Regions from separate parts of the Homo sapiens genome. Here regions 2 and 3 are each linked to region 1. Evidence: read pairs that join two places in POLR2A ChIA-PET (ENCODE). Cell type or tissue: GM12878. All regions are shown on one strand. Links, peaks and the distances in the headings refer to the core of each region. The heading gives the core; the rest is flanking DNA.

Region 1 (6,899 bases), core at 1,035-5,034:
CTAAGTAGAAAAATACATGAATCATAGTCTGTTGATTTTTATTTTTCTTTCCCACACCCATACATCTGTGAGATGAAACAGGTCTGGATCATTATGATGATGTTACTTTAGTACTGCCATGTAATTACATTAACTTTTAGACTTGATCTACCTGTTATAATCTCTATCCTTCATTTATTAAATGAGTGAATCAAATATCTTCTAGATAAATATTCCTAACAATGTTCTTTTAGTGTTAAAATTGGGCTTTTAAGATGATTTTAACAGTTTATTCAAGTGCAAGTAATATACTAGATTTCTCTTATTTTATCCACCCAGCAGGCCTTTATGTAAATTGATCTTGATATTTCTTTTCTTTCTTTCTTTTTTTTTTTTGAGATGGAGTTTTGCTGGAGTGCAATGGCGCTATCTTTGCTTACTGCAACCTCTGTCTCCCAGGTTCAAGTGATTCTCCTGCCTCAGTCTCCCGAGTATTTGGGATTACAGGCATGCGCCACCACGCCCAGCTAATTTTGTATTTTTTGTAGAGACAGGGTTTCTCCATGTTGGTCAGGCTGGTCTTGAACTCTGGACCTCAGGTGATCCACCCGCCTCGACCTCCCAAAGTGCTGGGATTACAGGCACGAGCCACCGTGCCTGGCCGATATTTCATATAGAAGTCTTTCATATAAAAAGGCCTCAAAAATTTTGGGAGAGCATATGAAAGATATGCTTCCATTTAGGAATCATTTAGGTACCGTAGAGTGAGATATTTCTTTAAAAAAATCCTAGATGCATTTTGAGTAAAAAACTGAACTAATGAATACTAATACATTTACTGTTTCTGTTTTGGCAAAAGGACAATGTTTAGTAACTCACACAATTTAAAAAGATTTTTGAGGCCAGGCATGTGGCTCATGCCTGTAATCCCAGAACTTTGGGAGGCCAAGGCAGGAGGATTGCTTGAGCCCAGGAGTTCAAGAACAGCCTGGGCAACATAGTGAGACCTCATCTCTGTGAAATACTAAAAAATTAGCTTCAGGCACATGCTTGTAGTCCGATCTACTCGAAAGGCTAAGGCTGGAGGATGCCATGATCCTAGCAGTTTGAGGCTACAGTGAGCTGTGATCACGCCATCGCACTCCATCCCGGGTGGCAGAGTGAGACCTGTCTTCGTAAAAAAAAAAAAAAAAAAGTTTTTTTTTTTTTTAGTTTATTCATCTAGGAGTCTGAGTAACTGTTAAACTTTTAGAATTAAAATCTTTTGATGTTTCAGATGACCTGAAAATAAAATGCAATTTGACCTATTAGATTCAATAGAATTTAATTTTAAGGAAAACTTGTAGTTAAAAATATTTTAGATTTTGAGATAATATAAGTACAAAAAATTAAGAATTACTTGAAGGCTTGTATTTGTTTTTATGTCATGAACCTGAGAATCTTGATTCCTTTATTTTGGTAATCTAAACTCTTATGAGCATCTAAGGTAAACTTATTGAAGTCCTTTCACAAAAAATAATTTGTTAGAAATAATAATTCATATGGAGGAAAATTGAATACAGATAAGAATTAGTATTAGCTATGAAAAATAATGAATTCTAAAGAACTTTGCAAAGACCACTAAGGTCGTTAAATAAATTACTGTTAATTGGCAAAATAAATTTCCATTTTAGAGTTAGGTAATTGGATGAAGATAGAGATAAAAGTGGACCTAGAACTTCTGAATCTTCCTAAGTGATTTGAGATAGATTATGAGTTTTCTTTTGGGGTGAAACCTGGGTTTAAAGGCCCAAGTGTATCAACAGAATTTTAATGATTGATACTTTTAGTAAAATAGGATGTTTTTGGTCAAAAATATTTTTTAATATATAGTTTTTATATTGTATATAGAAATTCCCAAATATACATACTAATATAGATAGATGTTGTAGCTTACAAATACTGTGAGTACAGATGCTATTTTATTGACTTTTTTGGTCAGCGGATATTTATTTAGCTACTAGTCATTTATTTAACCTGATATATATCTAGAATAATACGCATACTCTAAGATACAGACAAATTGAAATTTTCATAAGACTTACTGTACACTTGGCTGGGTGTGGTGGCTCACGCCTGTAATTCCAGCACTTTGGGAGGCCAAGGGTGGTGGATCACTTGAGGCCAGGAGTTGGAGACCAGTCTGGCCAACATGGTGAAATCCCATTTCTACTAAAAATACAAAAATTAGCTAAGCAAGGCGGCGCGTGCCTGTACCCAGCTAGTTGGGAGGCTGAGGCACGAGAATTGCTTGAACCTGGGAGACAGAGGTTGCAGTTAGCTGAGATCGTACCACTGCACTCTAGCCTGGATGACAGAGTGAGACTCTGTCTTAAAAAAAAAAAAAAAAGAAAAGAAAAAACCGGGCGCAGTGGCTCACGCCTGTAATCCCAGCACTTTGGGAGGCCGAGGCGGGCGGATCACGAGGTCAGGAGATAGAGACCATCCTGGCTAACACGGTGAAACCCCGTCTCTACTAAAAAATACAAAAAATTAGCCAGGCGTGGTGGCGGGTGCCTGTAGTTCCAGCTACTCAGGAGGCTGAGGCAGGAGAATGGCGTGAACCAGGGAGGCGGGGCTTGCAATGAGCCAAGATCGCGCCACTGCACTCCAGCCTGGGCCACAGAGCGAGACTCCGTCTCAAGAAAAAGAAAAAAAAGATTTATTGTGTACTGAAATGTAGCATGCTTGAAAGTTTCCTTTTGTGGTTAGGTAATGAGGAAGTAGTGAGGTGAGGCAGAAGTATAACCACCTATGTGGACTGCTGAGGCATATTAGAATTGAGGAGTGGTAGTGGTTAAGTGACGTCTGTCAGAACTTGGGCTTTTTTGAATTGAGGTTTATAACCCTCATAAATCATTAAATGCCTTGAGTTTATATGGGAAAGGGAGAATAAGTATGATTTTTAAGTCTGATATTGCAATAGCGTGTGCCCCAGATAATTAAAGCTGTAGAAAGTTCTAACGTAATAATCACCTAATGCAAAGTGAAACTGGTTCCATTTAAAAATTCAGGAAACAGGGTTAGGTGCAGCGGCTCACGCCTGTAATCCCAGCACTTTGGGAGTCTGAGGTGGGGGTCGGGGCGGGGGGGTATCATCTGAGGTCAGGAGTTGGAGACCAGCCTGGCCAACATAGTGAAACCCTGTCTACACTAAAAATACAAAAATTAGCCAGGTGTGGTGGTGCACGCCTGTACTGCTTGGGAGGCTGAGGCATGAGAATTGCTTGAATCCAGGAGGCGGAGGTTGCAGTGAGCCAAGATAGAGCCACTGCACTCCACCGTGGGCGACAGAGTGAGGCTCTGTCCCCTCAAAAAATAATAAATAATAAATAAAAATTCAGGAAACGATACAGGGAAAAAAATCTCCAACCCACCTTCCTTCTTTTCAAAAAATAGCTACCCACTCAATTTAAGTGAACAACTTTTGAGAACATTCATATAATACAGAAACTTTTAGGCATATACGTTTAAGCAGGCTAACCCTTACAAAATCTCAGTGTAGGCTGGGCGTGGTGGCTTACGCCTGTAATCTTAGCAATTTGGGAGGCCAAGGCGGGTGGATCACCTGAGGTCAGGAGTTCAAGATCAGCCTGGCCAACATGGTGAAACCCTGTCTCTACTAAAATACAAAAATTAGCTGGGCATGATGGCGGGTGCCTGTAATCCCAGCTACTCGGGAGGCTGAGATGAGAGAATCACTTGAACCCGGGAGATGGTGGTTGCAGTGAGCCAAGATCGCACCACTGCACTCCAGCCTGGGTGGCTGAGCAAGACTCCACCTCAAAAAAAAAAAAAAAAAATCTCAGTATATTAAATCTTTTAATATACTCATGTATTTCATGTCGTGTCTCCTTTTTCAGTCTCCCTTTTATAAAGATGATGATGACAATAATCTATGACTATAAGGTCATTGGATCAATTGAAGAACAAGTTTTTAAAGATTTTTTCTTAAAACAGATCTTTCATTAGTAATAAAAGCCAAGTAAGCATTGTCTTCTTTAGAGCAGACAAAAAGCTTATTGTGCTTTTTTCCCCAATGATGTTACCATTGTTCTGAAAAGTTTTAGATTTCTTTTGTGGAATGACTTTAGGGTCTGCATCTTATTCTTTTGAACAATTCAAGTGATGTGAAATTCCAACCATTTGGCTTTGTATATAGTCAGAATTCATTTGGTGCCAAGACTTGTGAATAAACTGATCAAGCTGAGTTAATGCTTTGTTGGGTCTAAAGACAAAGTATATTTATGAAGTAATAAAGTTGGTTTTTCTGTGTGGTTTTAAGTGGATTTTGAGAGTGATTCTTAAGAATTCCAGGAATGCATTGTGTAATGACAACGTTGTAAGAATACCTGTATTACATCCATTTAGTTACTTTATAGTCACACTCATATACCTGGAGAATCATGTGCATTGTATACAGTGGTGCTAAAAATGAAATTTTCTCCAAGATAGTATATTAGGTAAAGGTATTTTTTTTGTTGTTTTCTAGAGGAAAGGCGGGGGGGCTAGATTTTTGTTGTTATTTTTTTGACAATCTGAAGATGCGTAGTAGTATGAGGGTTTTTTTTGTTTTGTTTTTTGTTATTTATTATTTATTTTTTGTTTTTAGACGGAGTCTCGCTCTGTCACCCAGGCTGGAGTGCAGTGGCGCGATCTCGGCTCACTGTAAGCTCCACCTCCCAGGTTCACGCCATTCTCCTGCCTCAGCCTCCCGAGTAGCTGGGACTGCAGGTGCCTGCCACCACGCCTGGCTGATTTTTTTGTATTTTTAGTAGAGATGGGGTTTCACCGTGTTAGCCAGGATGGTCTCGATCTCCTGACCTCGTAATCTGCCCGCCTCGGCCTCCCAAAGTGTTGGGATTACAGGCATGAGCCACCGCGCCCAGCCTGTTTTTTGTTTTTTAGATGGAGCCTTGCTCTGTCACCTGGGCTGGAGTGCAGTGATGTGATGTCCACTCACTACAACATCTGCCTCCTGGGTTCAAGCAATTCTCCTGCCTCAGCCTCCCGAGTAGCTGGGATTGCAGGTGCCCGCCACCACGCCCAGCAATTTTTGTATTTTTGGTAGAGACGGGGTTTCACCATGTTGGCCAGGCTGGTCTCGAACTCCTGACCTCAGGTGATCCACCTGCCTCGGCCTCTCAAAGTGCTGGGATTATAGGCGTGAGCCATCGCGCCTGGCTTGAGTTTTTGTTTATACCCTTTAGTCGTCTTAACTGTGACCTTTGCTGGGCCAGGGGTATTGTGATGTACAATATATTTATAATTTAACTTGAAGAGTACTGGAGTAACCAAAAATGTTAGATTATTTTAATTAAAAATTTGTGCAAACCACATAGAAGGCAGTCATAGGGGCTGGGCGCGGTGGCTTACGCCTGTAATCCCAGCACTTTGGGAGGCCGAGGTGGGCAGATCACCTGAGGTCAGGGGTTTGAGACCAGCCTGACCAACATGGTGAAACCCCATCTGTACTAAGAATACAAAAATTAGCCGGACATGGTGGCACGTGCCTGTAATTCCAGCTACTTGGGAGGCTGAGGCAGGAGAATCACTTGAGCCTGGGAGACGGAGGTAGCAGTAAGCCGAGATCGCGCCACTGTACTCCAGCCTGGGCGACAGAGCAAGACTCTGTCTTGTGGGGAGAAAAAAAGGAAGGCAGTCATACATATTTGTGATTTTCTGGATGTCCTTTCCCTAGTTTTTTAATCTTCGAAACTAATAATTGTTGGATATTTCAAAAATATCTTAGTTTGCATTGACAACTCTTTTATTATGCAGCAATTTAGTTTTTACTTTTGAACTTTCTGACTGTACTAAGAAGTATGGTGACTTTTTCCTAGTCCTCATGTTTTGATGGCCTTTTTAGTAACTTTCCAGTGATTTACATTTCTCTTCTTCCACCCAAAAGAGAGAATTGTAAAATGGCTCTTTCGATAAATCAGCTGTTTGATTTGTCAGATTAAATGTGTAATAAAATACTTTGAAGAAATTATTAAATGATATTGGTATTCAAGCACTTTTTTCTTACTGTTTATTGTGTTAATAAATTTATCATTGTTTGAATTTTATTTCATCAACCAAAACCAATAGGTAATGCCTGTGACCCCTGCTACTCATGGTCTCAGTTAATTTTATGGTATATATTAAGCTTAAGCCTTTTTTTTGGGTTTTGATTTGTAGAGTTGATGGCAGAGTAAACTTAGTGTATAATCTGTTATTAAAGCTTTTCTTGAAGTAATGAAATGGCTTTTAACTAGCTAGTATATTTTATTAATTGACATATTACCAATCTTACAGTAAAAAAAGTTATCTTTACTTTTAAAAAAGTTTTAAAGATTAAAATAATTCCAGCAGTATTTCATTTCTTGCTTATATAAGCAAATGTTGATGTGTTTGCATATTAAATATTATTGTGTTCTAGGTTAACTTCTCAGCCTGGTGCTACATTACCAAATGGACATAGTGGCTTATGTGAGTATTCTATTATAAAACTGGTTAGTTTTAAAATTCTTACAATGTTAGAGAAAGCAGTAAAGTGGGGAAAAATAGAGTGATTTAATAGTGTGCTGAGCATACAGTTGGAAATGGCTGAATTTCAGTCATAGTAAAAAAAGTATGTAATTGTTAAACTTTGAGAAATCAGCATACCTGAAATTTAAATTATTTATGACAGATTGTAAAATTTATAGAAATTTTAGATTATTGACTATTAAAGCCATTTAAAAAGTTATATTAAATTTTTTGTAGTCTTTTAAAAGTAATTTTTTGATTTTTTTTTTCTTTTCTGTCTTTCTGTATTCTGTACTTTGAAATGTAAATATCTCTCTTCTTGTAGCCCTTCGAAGCCATCCCCTTCGAGGGGAAAAGAAGGGAGATGG
Region 2 (6,899 bases), core at 1,139-5,138, 200 kb before region 1:
ACCTTTTTGGTGATGTTGATGCTATTCCTTTCTGTTTTTCAGTTTTCCTTCTAACTGTCAGGTCCCTCAGCTGCAGGTCGGTTGGAGTTTGCTGGAGGTCCACCCCAGACCCTGTTTTCCTGGGTATCACCAGCGGAGGCTGCAGAACAGCAAATATTGCAGAACAGCAAATACTACTTCCTGATCCTTCCTCTGGAAGCTTCGTCCCAGAGAGGCAGGTGCCTATATGAGGTGTCTGTCGGCCCCTCCTGGGAGGTATCTCCTAGTTAGGCTACATGGGGGTGAGGGACCCACTTAAGGAGGCAGTCTGTCCGTTCTCAGAGCTCAAACACCGTGCTGAGAGAACCAATGCTCTCTTCAGAGCTGTCAGACAGGGACCTTTAAGTCTGCAAAAGTTGTCTGCTGCCTTTTGTTCAGCTATGCCCTGGCCACAGAGATGGAGTCTAGAGGCAGTAGGCCTTACTGAGCTGCAGTGGGCTCTGCCCAGTTCGAACTTCCCGGCTGCTTTGTTTACCTACTCAAGCCTCAGCAACAGCGGACGCCCCTCCCCCAGCCAGGCTGCCGCCTCACAGTTCGATCTCAGACTGCTGCACTAGCAGTGAGCAAGGCTCCGTGGGTGTGGAACCCGCCGAGCCAGGCATGGGAGAGAATCTCCTTGTCTGCCGGTGGCTAAGATCTTGGGAAAAGTGCAGTATTTGGGCAGGAGTGTCCCATTTTTCCAGGTAGTCTGTCACGGCTTCCCTTGGCTAGGAAAGGGAAATCCCCTGACCCCTTGCACTTCCAGGGTGAGGTGACGCCCTGCCCTGCTTCAGCTCCCCATCCGTGGGCTGCACCCACTGTCAAACCAGTCCCAGTGAGATGAATCAGTTACCTCAGTCGGAAATGCAGAAATCACCTGTCTTCTGCGTCGATCACGCTGGGAGCTGCAGACTGGAGCTGTTCCGGTTGTTAAACTTTTAACTGTTAAAGAAGAGTTTGGGTCTTTCTTAGTGGATGATTATATTAATAAATATCAAATTGCTCTAATATAAGGCTGGAGTGCAGTGGCGCAATCTTGGCTGACTGCAACCTCTGCATCCCAGGTTCAAGTGATTCTCCTGCCTCACCCTTGGGAGTAGCTAGGACTATGAGTGTGTGCCACCACGCCAGGCTAATTTTTTTGGTATTTTTAGTAGAGATGGGGTTTCACCATGTTGGCCAGGCTGGTCTCCAACTCCTGAACTCAAGTGATCTGCGCACCTCGGCCTCCTAAAATGCCAGGATTACAGGTGTGAGTCACCGCACCCGGCCCAATTGATATATTTAAAAGCCTGATGTAGGCTGGGCAAAGTGGCTCATGCCTGTAAACTCAGCACTTAGAGAGGCCAAGGAAGGAGGATCCCTTGAGGCCAAGAGTTCAAGACCAGCTGAGGCAACATAGTGAGACTGTCTCTACGAAAAACAGAAAAATTAGCCAGGCATGGTGTCATGTGCCTATAGTCCCAGCTACTAGGAAGACTGAGGTGGTAGGATTCCTTGAGTTCAGGAGTTTGAGGTTACAGTGAGTTATGATCACAACATTTTACTCCGGCCTCAGCAACAGAACAAGACTCTGTCTCTCGGGAGGGGGAAAAAGCCTGTTTTAAGAGTTTAAAATGTCAGTATTAAAAGAAATAAGAAATCCTTATCTTTTAAACTATTTATATTTCAGGTGAATAATTTTAGATATCAACTTAAAAATGTGAGAGGAGGCTAGGCACAGTGGCTCACACCTGTAATCTCTGTACTTTGGTAGATGGAGGCAGGAAGATCACTTAAGCCCAGGAGTTGAAGACCAGCCTGAGCAACATGAAAGATCTTGTCTCTACCAAAACTTTAAAAAGTAGCCAGGTGTGGTGGCATGTGCCTGCAGTCCCAGGCACATGAGACTACTCGGGAGGCCAAGGCCCAGTTATTCAGGAGGCTGGGGCAGGAGGATCACTTGAATCCAAGAGGTCAACACTGCAGTAAGCTATGATGGTGCCACTGCACTCCAGCCTGGGTGACACAGCAAGACCCTGTCTTAAAAAAAAAAAAAAAAAAAAAAAAAAAAGTATGTGGCGATTCCTCAGGGATCTAGAACCAGAAATACCATTTGACCCAGCAATCCCATTACTGGGTATATACCCAAAGGTTTATAAATCATTCCACTACAAAGACACATGCAGCCAGGAGCGGTGGCTCATACCTGTAATCCCAGCACTTTGGGAGTCTGAGGTGGGCAGATCACAAGGTCAGGAGTTCAAGACCAGCCTGGCCAATATGGTGAAACCCGTCTCTATTAAAAATACAAAAAAAATTAGCCAGGCTAGGTGGTGGGCCCCTGTAGTCCCAAGCTACTTGGGAGGCTAAGGCAGGAGAATCGCTTGAACCCAGGAGGAGGAGGTTGCAGTGAGCCAAGATTGTGCCACTGCACTTCAGCCTGGGTGACACAGCAAGATTCTGTCTCAAAAAAAAAAAAATGCACACATATGTTTATTGCAGCACTGTTTACAATAGCAAAGACACCGAACCAACCCAAATGCCCATCAATGATAGAGTGGATAAAGAAAATATGATACATATACACCATGGAATACTATGCAGCCATAAAAAAGAGTGAGTTCATGTCCTTTGCAGGGACATGGATGAAGCTGGAAACCATCATCCTCAGCAAACTAACACAGGAAGAGAAAACCAAATAGCGCATGTTCTCACTCATAAGTGGGAGATGAACAATGAGAACACGTGGACACACGGAGGGGGACATCACACACCGGGGCCTGTTGGGGGGCTAGGGGCAAGGGGAGGGAGAGCATTAGGACAAACACCTGATGCATGAGGGGCTTAAAGCCTAGATGACAGGCTGATAGGTGTAGTAAACCACCATGGCACATGTATGCCTACGTAACAAACCTGCACCTTCAACACATGTATCCCAGAACTTAAAGTAAAATAAAATAAAAATAAAAATAAAAAGTGAGAGGGGACACATAGTTTTGGGACATGCTTTTTGCCTATTTCAGAATAAAAATGTGTGCAGACTACCACCTGGAGTAAGGAGAAACGCCTTGAGCCCTGAGCCATGGTGGTGGGTGGCCAGGAAGATGGCAGAGGCAGGTAGCCTCTGTACATGGTGTGTGTGTGTGTGTGTGTGTGTGTGTGTGTGTGTGTGTGTGCATAAAATCATGTATATGTGTATGGGGGTATTTTGTCATTGTTTTACCATAATTTTACTCTGATTAAACAAACGCTTCACAGAAATCCCTTGATGTCAACTGCTATAGCTCTAGTTCATTTTTCAAGTGGATGCATAGAATTCACAATTTATGCAGCCATTCCCTTAGTGATGGGATCTACTTTGTTTCTAAATTTTTGTTACTATGATCAAGGCTGAAATAAACATCTCTGTACATACATCTGTATAATTGGTGTGTTTTATTTCTACAGGACAAACTCCTTAGAAGTAAGTTTCATACTGTCATTGTTACTATCGCTATGATTTATTTTCTTTCTTTCTTTTTTTTATGGAGACAGGGTCTCACTCTGTCACCCAGGCTGGAGTGCAGGGCGCGATCTCGGCTCACTGCAACCTCTGCCTCCCAGGCTCAAGCGAGTCTCCTGCCCCGCCTCCCGAATAGCTGGGATTACAGGCACATGCCACCACTACCCAGCTAATTTTTGTATTTTTAGTAGAGATGGGGTTTCACCATGTTGGCCAGGCTGGTCTAGAACTTCTGACCTCAAATAATCCACACACCTTGGCCTCCCAAAGTGGTGAGATTACAGGCCTGAGCCACTATGCTTGGCTGATTTATTTTCTGACATCTGGTAATATAAGTCTTTCCTACTACTATTCCTTTTTTTTTTTTTTTTTTTTTTTTTGAGACAGAGTCTTACTCTGTCACCCAGGCTGGAGTGCAGTGGTATGATCAATGCAACCTCTGCCTGCCAGGCCCATGTGATCTTTCCATCTCCCAGCCTCCCAAGTAGCTGGAACTACAGGCACATGCCACCATGCCTGGCTAATTTTTTGTAGGGATGGGGTTTTGCTATGTTGCCCAGGCTGGTCTTGAACTCCTGAGTTCAAGTGATCTGCCCACCTCGGCCTCCCAAAGTGCTGGGATTACAGATGTGAGCCAACACTCCCAACCCTACTATTCTTTTTCATATATTTATTGGTCATTTGGGGGGATTTGTTCTTCCACATACACTCTAACACCACTTTATCCAATCAAAAAATATACTGTTGGCATTATAACCAAATTTATAATGAATTTGTATACTAATTTGGTAAAACTGACATTTTGGGTACTGTATTCTCATCTAAAAACATGGTACTGTTTCATTTGTTCAGATCTTGTTTCTGTTCTTTGATATAGTTTTACAGTCTTCATTATATAATTTTTGTATCTTCCTTGTTAAATACATTCCTTATGCTTTTACAACTTGTACTGCTATGGTAAAAGTGTTATTTTCCCCATTTTTATTAATATTTCTAGTTGCTTAACTGAAGTAGAATAAAGCTATTGATTCTGGTGTATGTAGCTTTCATCTGGACAGCTTTTACAAATTATCTCATTATCTCAAACAAAAATGTTTGCTTCATTTTTAAAATTAGCATCTCTTGTGGTTTTTTGTATTTGTTTGTTTTTTGTTTTTGTTTTTGTTTTGAGACGGAATCTCACTCTGTTGCCCAGGCTGGAGTGCAGTGGCGATCTCGGCTCACTGCAAGCTCCGCCTCCCGGGTTCACGCCATTCTCCTGCCTCAGCCTCCCAAGTAGCTGGGACTACTGGCGCCCGCCACCACGCCCGGCTAATTTTTTGTATTTTTAGTAGAGGCGGGGTTTCACCGTGTTAGCCAGGATGGTCTCGATCTCCTGACCTCGTCATCCGCCTCCCAAAGTGCTGGGATTACAGGCGTGAGCCATGGCACCCAGCGCATCTCTTGCGTTTTCTAAGTCTACAATCATATCAACAACAAAAGGAGGCTGTTTTATCACTTTTCCAGTATTTATTATCAATTACCTCGTTTTTTATCTTATTGTATTGACTAAAACTTCCGAATTAATGTTAAATAATAATGTCAGCTTGGGCAACATGGCATAACCTCGTATCTACAAAACAAACGATAAACAAACAAACAAAAACTATCTGGGTGTGGTGGCTCAAGCCTGTAGTCCTAGCTACTGAGGAGGCTGAGGTGGGAGGTTCAATTGAGCCATATCAAGGCTGCAGTGAGCTGTGATCACAACACTGCACTCCAGCATGGGCAACAGAATGAGACCTTGTCTTTTAAAAAAAGTCTACTATAAATACTTTCCTTTTATCCTTATTTTGCTTGGAGGTTTTATAATGAATGGCTTCTACGTTTAATCAATGCCTTTTTGGCCTCTATTGATTGGCTCATATGGTGTTTTCTCCTTTAATTTGTTGATGTTTTGGGGTTGTATTGATAGACTTCCCAATATTGATTTTGTATAATCATAGGGAATATAAGTTGCTGAACTCCATTTCCTATTTTTTTTTTTTTTTTTTTTTGAGATGGGAGGCTCTCTCTGTCACCAAGGCTGGAGTGCAGTGGTGCAATCACAGCTCACTGCAACCTCCTCCTGCCTCAGCCTCGCAGGTACCTGGGACTACAGGCGTGCACCACCACGCCCAGCTAATTTTTGTATTTTTAGTAGAGTTGGGGTTTCACCATGTTGGCCAGGCTGGTCTTGAACTCCTGACCTCAACTGTTCTGCTCCCCCCTTGGCCTCTCAAAGTGCTGGGATTACAGGGTTGAGCCACCGTGCCAGTCCTTGCTAATTTTTTTGTTTGTTTGTTTGTTTTTGAGACGGAGTCTCACTCTGTAGCCCAGGCTGGAGTGCAGTGGCGCAATCTCGGCTCACTGCAAGCTCCGCCTCCCGGGTTCACGCCATTCTCCTGCTTCAACCTCCCGAGTAACTGGGACTACAGGCGCCAGCCACCACCCCGGCTAATTTTTTGTATTTTTAGTAGAGAAATACACCATGTTAGCCAGGATGGTCTCCATCTCCTGACCTCGTGATCCGCCCGCCTTGGCCTCCCAAAGTGCTGGGATTACAGGCGTGAGTCACTGCGCCCGGCGTTTTTTTTTTTTTTTCTTTTTTTTTAGACGGAGTTTTGCTCTTGTTCCCCAGGCTGGAGTGCAATGGCACAATCTCGGCTCACCACAACCTCTGCCTCGAGTGATTCTCCTGCCTCAGCCTCCCGAGTAGCTGAGATTACAGGGATGCGCCACCACACCTGGCTAATTTTGTATACTTGCTAATTTTTTAAAGAAATGTTTATCTTTATTAACAAGCCTTTGCTGCAAAAATAAACTATCCCCAAATCTTAACAGCTTACAACAACAACAGCTTACAAAAACAAATGTTTATTTCTTCCTCGGTTGTGACTCTGCTAGGCTGGTCCCAAGACAATAGGTTGGATTCAGGGCTACCCTGAGTATTTCTCACTCAGGGACAAGCTGAAATAGAGGCTATCTGTGGGTGGCAGGAAGGTAAGGGGACTGATGGAAACTGACCATGCCTTTCTCACTCATCATTGACCAAAGTAAGAGACAGGGCCAAACCCAACATCAACAGAATGAGGCGAAAATACTCTACCCATTGGGTAGAATGGAGTAATTTTGCTAAAAAAATCTTCCTTTTTTTTTCTAGATTTTACTACTTGTTGCTGTAGAATTTCACATAATTTAATTTATTTTTGTTTTAATCACTCCTATATCTGTGGTTGTATCTCCTTTCTCATTCCCAGTCTTTCAGACCTTGGCTATTTCTTGTTTCCCAGCTGTAACTCACAATACATTTCATTCATGTTACTGGTTTTTATAAAGAACAAGCTGGGACTACAGGCAACCACCACCACACCCAGCT
Region 3 (6,899 bases), core at 1,498-5,497, 990 kb before region 1:
GCTGAGCCGTCCAGCTGGGTGGCAGGGTCCTGGGGCCAGGATGTGCAGCTACACTGCAGGGCCCAAAACCCAGCCAGTGCACAGTGACACAGGCAGCATTCCACCTCAGAGGCTGGACAGGCAATGGGGGAGGACCAGGGGATGGGAACTTACTTGAGAGCTGTTGTGGTTTGAATGTTTTTGATGTTCCGAATGTGTTTGAATGTTTGTGATGAAATTTGAGTTTTGTTGAATCTGTGGATACAGAGGACCTACTGTGTACAAGGCAGTGTTTGAGGATGGAGCCTTAGAATGTCAGCACAGCCAAATTTGGGGACCATTGACACACATTGCCTTCCCAGGTGATGAAAATGACCTTGACTCACTCAAGCAGACTCAGAAAGCTGGAGAATTGGGAATAAATTCAGGAGTAACCTTGGGAATTTATAATATGCCTAACAATAATAGGTAACACTTAGATGTATTGTGTATCTGGCACAGTCTGATGCTGGGCTCTTTACACACATCATAGAGGAGTCTCCAACCCACCCTGAGATGGGCCTGTGGTTATTTGCATTTCGCAGGGGAGGCAGCGAGTTTAAAGTGTGGCAACTTCCAAGGCCCAGGCCCATGATGGAGATGAAATTCCACTCCAGCCTGAGTTTGGAGCTGCATTCTTCACCGCCATGCTTTCCTGCCCCGAGTGTTGGCCTCACCGAGAGGAGGTGTGTGTGTCGGGGGGGAGTGGGCTGGGACACGTGGTCATGGGGGCCCACAGAGCCAGATGCCGGGGGAACCAGGCACCCTCAGGAGCCATCACGGCTATCGCTGCATGATGCCGGTGAACCCCTCGGGACTTGGCCTGGTTTTCGACCTCTTGGCAGCCCCGAGTGTTCCCAGGCTGTGAAAATCCCCCCAGGTGCAGTGGCTGGCCTGGTCTCCGAGGGAAAGGAGCCGTGGAGCTCGCAGGTGGAAGGCTAGAGAGAGTAAGTGATACGGTTAGGCTTTGCGTCCCCACCCAAATCTCATCTTGAATTGTAATCTCCATCATCCCTACGTGTCAAGGGAGAGACCAGGTGGAGGTAGTTGAATCATGGGGTGGTTTCCCCCATGCTGTTCTCGTGATAGTGAGTGAGTTCTCACAAGATCCGATGGTATTATAAAGGGCTCTTCCCCTTTCGCTCGGCACGTCTTCCTGCTGCTTTGTGAAGGAGGTGTTTTGTGACCCTTTCGCCATGATTGTAAATTTCCTGAGGCCTTCCCAGCCATGCTGAACTGTGAGTCAGTTAAACCTCTTTCCTTTATAAATTGCCCGGTCACAGGCAGTTATTTATAGCAGTACAAAAACGGACTAATACAGGAAGAAAGCTGGGGCTGCTAGGGAGAAGTTAAGACCAAGAGTGAGCCACGGGGTGTCACTTGTGGGGGACTGTCGAGTTGGTGATTTGCACCCCTTTGTGCCAGCCAGGCCCAGCATCTGCCTAGCAGAGCCCCAGGGACCGGCTTGCCTTGTGCAGCAGCTAACCTCACCCACTCAGGGCACATGGCAGCCTCCTTGCCAGCTGGGCTTCCCCCTTCCCCTCCCCAGGGCAGGCTCATCCGAGTGAGTGAGAGCAGTGAGTCCGTGGGCATCGCCCGGAACCAGCTCCAGTTTCTAAGGAGAGTAGAGCTTTTGCGCTGCTGGGAGCTGGATGATGAGTGGCGAGAACTGGCCTGGCAGCGCAGCTCACACCCATCTCGGGGCGGGGGTCTTCTCCCTTCATTCCTGGTTGTCATGACCCTGAGCTTCAGAGTTTCTGTGTCAAGGCGAAGCAGGAGGGCAGAGTGAGGTGACTGGGTTCTGTGCCCAGGTCTTGTGGGAAGATCTTAGGGAGGTTTATCTTCCCACCTGGCCCTTTGCAAGGTCCGGGTGGAGGTGAGGCGTGTTTGCTAAACATGATGTAGCGCAAGGAGGCTCAGGTGGGCTCGATGGAGGAGGCGGGGTTCAGCTAGATTTCGAGGGGGAGGCGGAAGGCGGCCAGGTGGGGAGGGGCATTCTAAGTGCGTGCTTCCCACATTGGGGGTGCAGGGTTGTGTTTGCTTTGGCGCATGTGAAGCCACAGGATGACCGTGGAGTTGGCATTTCCTTTCATCCTGTGTCCTCCATGTATTCATTCCTTCACCCAGCAGACAGCGTGCTGGGTGCTACTGAGTGCTGGGAACACAGTGGGGACTGGGACAGATGTCGTCCCTGCCCTAGTGGCACTTACACTGAAACAGGTGGAGACATCTGTTTGGCAAATATTTTTAAACACTTAAAAATACAAATACAAACATGGATTTTATTGAACAGAATGCAGAATCCACATATATTAGCAAGTAAAATGAGAAGCTTCCTCCCCAGGCACTTTCGTGGGGAAGTTTAAGAGCTCTCAAAATAGGGGCTACAGCATGTGCCGAGGTCAGGAGGCCAGTTGGTGACATGCTGAGGACGTCAGCTTGGCTAAAGCAGATGGTTTACCTCAGGCAGCTGTGGGGGCGGGGTTTAGATTCAAGTTCATGGTAAAGCCCAGAGTATATAGGACCCTGAATGCCAGAATGAAGATTTTGAACTCTTGGACAATTGGCAGCTATTGAGGTGTTTTGAGCAGAAGGTGGTACTTGCAAAAATATTATTTTGGAAGATTAATGTGTTCCAGGGTGGATTGGCAGGACCAGGGAGATGAGTCTGTCCCCAGCCCTGTGGGAAGTAAGGGTGTGAGCCAGGTGGTGGCAGCAAGAGTGAGGAAAAAGGAGACCCAGAGGCTTTTACCTGGAAAGACCAGCTGGGATGAAGGACCTGCTGGAGGCACAGAAAGGAGCTCAGTGAGAGAGAGCAGGCTGGCGCTGGTTCAGGCGTTCAGCCAATGTTACTGAGGACCTGCGCCGTGTTGGGTGCTGTGTTCCTAGCTGGGGCGTAGTGTTGGCAGAAGTGAGACCTGTGGATCAGGGCTGGTTAGGGGAGACCATGACAAGCTTGGGTGTTCACATTGACTTTAGCGTTTTCCACTCCTGGTCCCGCCATAAGGTCTCCTGGAAACTTTTCAGCAATACCAGTGTCTGGGCCTCTGGTTCCACTTTTGTGGACTCTGCCTGGGCATAACTCCCCAGGTGATTCTAAGGCACAGCCAAAGTTGGGATCTGCTGAGTGAGGGTGAAGTGAGCACCTGCAGGTGGTGCTCATCAAGACAGTGGAGGCTGAGGAACTGGAATTTAGGAGAGGTGATAGTTCACCAGGGCCTTGAACTTGAATTTTGGAATTTGGAAGTCTCTGTCATGTGACTAAGAGAGTGCATTGAGAGGCCTGGTCCATGACCTGCCATGGTCCTTCCAGACCAGAGTCTCTCAGGACAAGAAGAAGGAAAATTGGAAAGGACTTTAAATCTGAATTGAAAACCAGGGAACTGAATTAAACGCAGGAGACATGAAGCAGCATCAACAGGTGGAAAGCACCGCCGTGGGTGGAGCTTTGAATGTGTGGGAGACATGCTGGTCAGAAGGGAAAAAAGATGGTAAAAGGGTACCTAACTCAGGGTGAGGGTGAACCAGGGATCAGAAGACTGTTAGAAAATGAGGGCTGGGCGCTGTGGCTCACACCTGTAATCCCAGCACTTTGGGAGGCCAAGGCGGGCAGATCACTTGAGGTCAGGAGTTCAAGACCAGCCAGGCCAACGTGGCAAAACCCTGTCTCTACTAAAAATACAAAAATTAGCCGGGCGTGGTGGCGGGCACCTGTAAATCCCAGATACTCGGGAGGCTGAGGCAGAAGAATCGCTTGAACCTGGGAGGCGGAGGTTGCAGTGAGCTGAGATTGCACCACTGCACTTCAGCCTGGGTGACAGAGTGAGACTCCGTCTCAAAAAAAAAAAAAAAAAAAAAAGATTATTAGAAAATAAAGACAATAAATGCATAGAAGAAAAATAGGGGATAGGCATAGGAAGATGGCCTAAGGCAGCAGCATGAGAGTTTGGTTTAAAGACCCAGGAAGGCTGGAAGCTCTTTGCCTTGTTTTCATATCTACTACTCCACCTTGAACAGTGATTCTGTAGAAGAGAATCACCTGGAGGAGGGCACAGATGCAGATGCCGGGGATTCTGTGGGCTAGGACCCTGGAATCTCCCATTTTAACCAGCTCCCTTTGGGACGCTGGTGCACCTGGCCCAGAAACACTGAACTGGAAAAACAGCAACTCAGGAACAACGCCAGAAGGGTTGCATCAGAACCAGTGACTGGAAAAAAAAAATGCTGAATGTCCCTGGGAAGGCTGTGAGAGGCTGTAGGGAAGAGGGAATTGCTGAGAAACCCCTAGAAGGACTAAAGGGGAGAAAAAAGATGTATCAAATCCCCAGGAGAAAGCTGTGATTCAGGAGAGCAGATGATGTGGGTTTTTGTTGCAGACGGTGTGCAAAAAGTTTTACTCTCAAAATGTCATTTTCTGAATTGAAAGGTAGGAAGTTTTGGAATCCAAAGAGTTTGCTGTGTTCCATGGCCACAAACACAAGAGAATAAGGGCTTGGTGTTTCTGTGTCATCAGTGATCTGTTCCCTTCAAGTTTTTACATTTTAAGTTTGTGTGATGATCTATCTGGATTCCTAAATATCTTCTGTCTCCAGATTATACACTTGTCTTCCTCCGAGCTGGTACATTTGCTTTCAAGTTCATCTAAAGTTAGTTTCAGAAAGTCAGGTGATCTGTGTGATAAATGTACCCAGTGTTGCTTATAGGTAAGAAAGCATGAGCAAAAGCATGGAGCCCTTTCATTCCTGCCTCACTTAGTATTGGCCGTCAGTTAGAAATTGGTTTCAATTTTCTTTATCGTCCAGAATCTATATGCTTAAATATATGTGAAAGCTCTGTGTTTTCAGAACATGTGAAAACTCCAACTGAGTGTGGCCAGCCCAAGCTTTCCTTCCTCATGGGGGCCTTTGCTGACTTCTCCCCTCTCCCTCAGAATCGAGCTGCACATCCTCTGTTCACTGCTAGCTTCTTTTTTTTATTTTTTTTGAGACAGAGTCTCTCTGTGTCGCCCAGGCTGGAGGGCAGTGGTGAGATCTCAGCTCACTGCAACCTCCGACTCCCGGGTTCAAGCGATTCTTCTGCCTCAGCTTCCCAAGTAGCTGGGACTACAGGTGCCCGCCACCATGCCCAGCTAATTTTTATATTTTTAGTAGAGACGGGGTTTCACTATATTGGCCAGGCTAGTCTTGAACTCCTGACCTCGTGATCTGCCCGCCTCTGCCTCCCAAAGTGTTGGGATTACAGGCTTGAGCCACCGCGCCTGGCCCTTTTTTTGAGACAGGGTCTCACTCCATCATCCAGGCTGGAGTGCAGTGGTGTGATCTCGGCTCACTGCAACCTCTGCCTCCCGGGCTCAAGCAGTTCTTGTGCCTCAGCCTCCCAAATAACTTGGGACTACAGGCATGTGCCACCATATACCCAGCTAATTTTTGTATTTTTAGTAGAGACGGGGTTTCACCAAGTTGCCCAGGCTGGTCTCGAACTCCTGACCTCAGGCGATCCACCCGCCTCGGCCTCCCAAAGTGCTGGAATTACAGGCATGAGCCACGGTGCCCGGCCACTGCTAGCTTCTTTACTGCCAGTAGAGTCAGCTCCTTGAGGTAATTTTATAATCTCCAGGGCCCAGTATGGGGTCCGCCACTCACCAGAGTATTCAATAGAGTTGAACTGACCACTTTGTAAAAAGACATGAGACCAAACATGATTCGGCTTTAAAACGGACTTCTTTAAATAGAATTGGAATTATTTGGCCTAGAGAAAGAGACCAAGGTGACTAAATAATGAGGTCACATCAATAAGAGAAGACAGGAAATGCTGTGAGCAGATGTTTGTGTGTCTAGTGAAGCAGCAAGAGCAGTGGGAGCTTTTGAGGAGTTTTGTGGTTCTCAGTCATCTGGAGTAACAGATCCTTAGGAGAATCTGACAAGAGCAATGGACTTGCTTCCCAGAGACGGGCCAAGTGTGATTTCTGCCCTACTTTAAGGGCTCACCAACTCCTCCAAAGCCTAGTCCAAGTGAGTAATCCCTGGGTTAGGATAAGATGCTACATTTGAGCTGTCCATTCTTGCATGGAAATGGGGAGGTTGACCAGATGGCCTTCTCTGGTTTTGACCATCTACACCCCTGAAACGTGGGCCTTCTGGGTGGGTGCATTGATCAGGCTGTTGTGTCTTTATGTTCAGTAAGTATCAGGAGCATTCTCCTCTTAGCCCACAAACTCTACAATTGACATAAAAATAAATCTACTTGTTCACACCATTGCTTCAGAGTTCATTATTCTCTGGTAGAAAAGGTCAAGAAAAAGTTCATTGTGAACACTCAGGAATCAAAAAGGAAGAAGGCGTTGTTCCAGGCCAGGGTTTCTTGACGTTGGCTCCGTTGACATTTGGGGCTGGATGGTTCTTTGTGGTGGGGGCTGCCCTGTGCAGTGTAGGATGTTCAGCAGCATCCCTGGCCTCCGCCCACTAGAGGCCAGTAGCACCCGCTCTCCTAGTCGTGACTGTCAAAACGTCTCCAGACACACTGTGGAATGGCCTCGGTGGTGGGCTGATCACCTGTGGTTGAGAACCACTTCTCTGTTTATCTTCATTTTGGCTCTCTTATCAAGGGGGAACACTTCAGTGGAGAATGAACTGTTCTTTCAGCTTCTTTTTACCACTGTAGCTGTTCACACAGCTCACGTTTGCTATGTTCCAATAGCTGTGCAAGGCCCTGGGGCTACAAATGTAAGTGACACCCATGATCTCAGGTACTTACTGCATCCTCTTGGGAGATACACACAGACGCATCAGGAGCTGCACTGAGGGAAGGCTGTGCCTCATGCTGTAGGGGGGTCTCCTTTGCACTGCTAGTGTCTTCTCCACCCAGAATGCCCATCCTTCTGG

The links. Peaks named below come from ENCODE experiments on the same cell type or tissue, not always from the same donor. Only the 100,000 strongest peaks of a DNase experiment are listed, where the experiment ranks them.
Region 2: POLR2A ChIA-PET joins it to region 1 with 5 read pairs; 4 of 35 experiments call an interaction of 5 or more read pairs at or near these places.
Region 3: POLR2A ChIA-PET joins it to region 1 with 8 read pairs; 1 of 35 experiments calls an interaction of 5 or more read pairs at or near these places.

Annotation. Positions count from the first base shown.
Region 1 is chr2:23,887,943-23,894,841 of GRCh38, reverse strand. It overlaps ATAD2B (ATPase family AAA domain containing 2B), which reads left to right. Exons shown (of 28, transcript NM_017552.4): 3 at 6,443-6,492; 4 at 6,857-6,899. Among named protein-coding and RNA genes, the nearest start is that of ATAD2B, 36 kb to the left of the region's middle. RefSeq lists an enhancer at 2,673-2,802. In GM12878, for the core only: no CTCF peak of the experiment used is centred there; a DNase peak (open chromatin) is centred at 2,771; H3K4me3 peaks cover 253 bases; H3K27ac peaks cover 561 bases.
Region 2 is chr2:24,089,202-24,096,100 of GRCh38, reverse strand. It overlaps a transcript of FAM228B not described here. Among named protein-coding and RNA genes, the nearest start is that of TP53I3, 7.8 kb to the right of the region's middle. RefSeq lists an enhancer at 1-1,146. In GM12878, for the core only: no CTCF peak of the experiment used is centred there; no DNase peak of the experiment used is centred there.
Region 3 is chr2:24,881,450-24,888,348 of GRCh38, reverse strand. The region is part of intron 2 of ADCY3 (adenylate cyclase 3); the gene reads left to right. Among named protein-coding and RNA genes, the nearest start is that of ADCY3, 35 kb to the left of the region's middle. In GM12878, for the core only: no CTCF peak of the experiment used is centred there; no DNase peak of the experiment used is centred there; H3K4me3 peaks cover 2,188 bases; H3K27ac peaks cover 2,151 bases.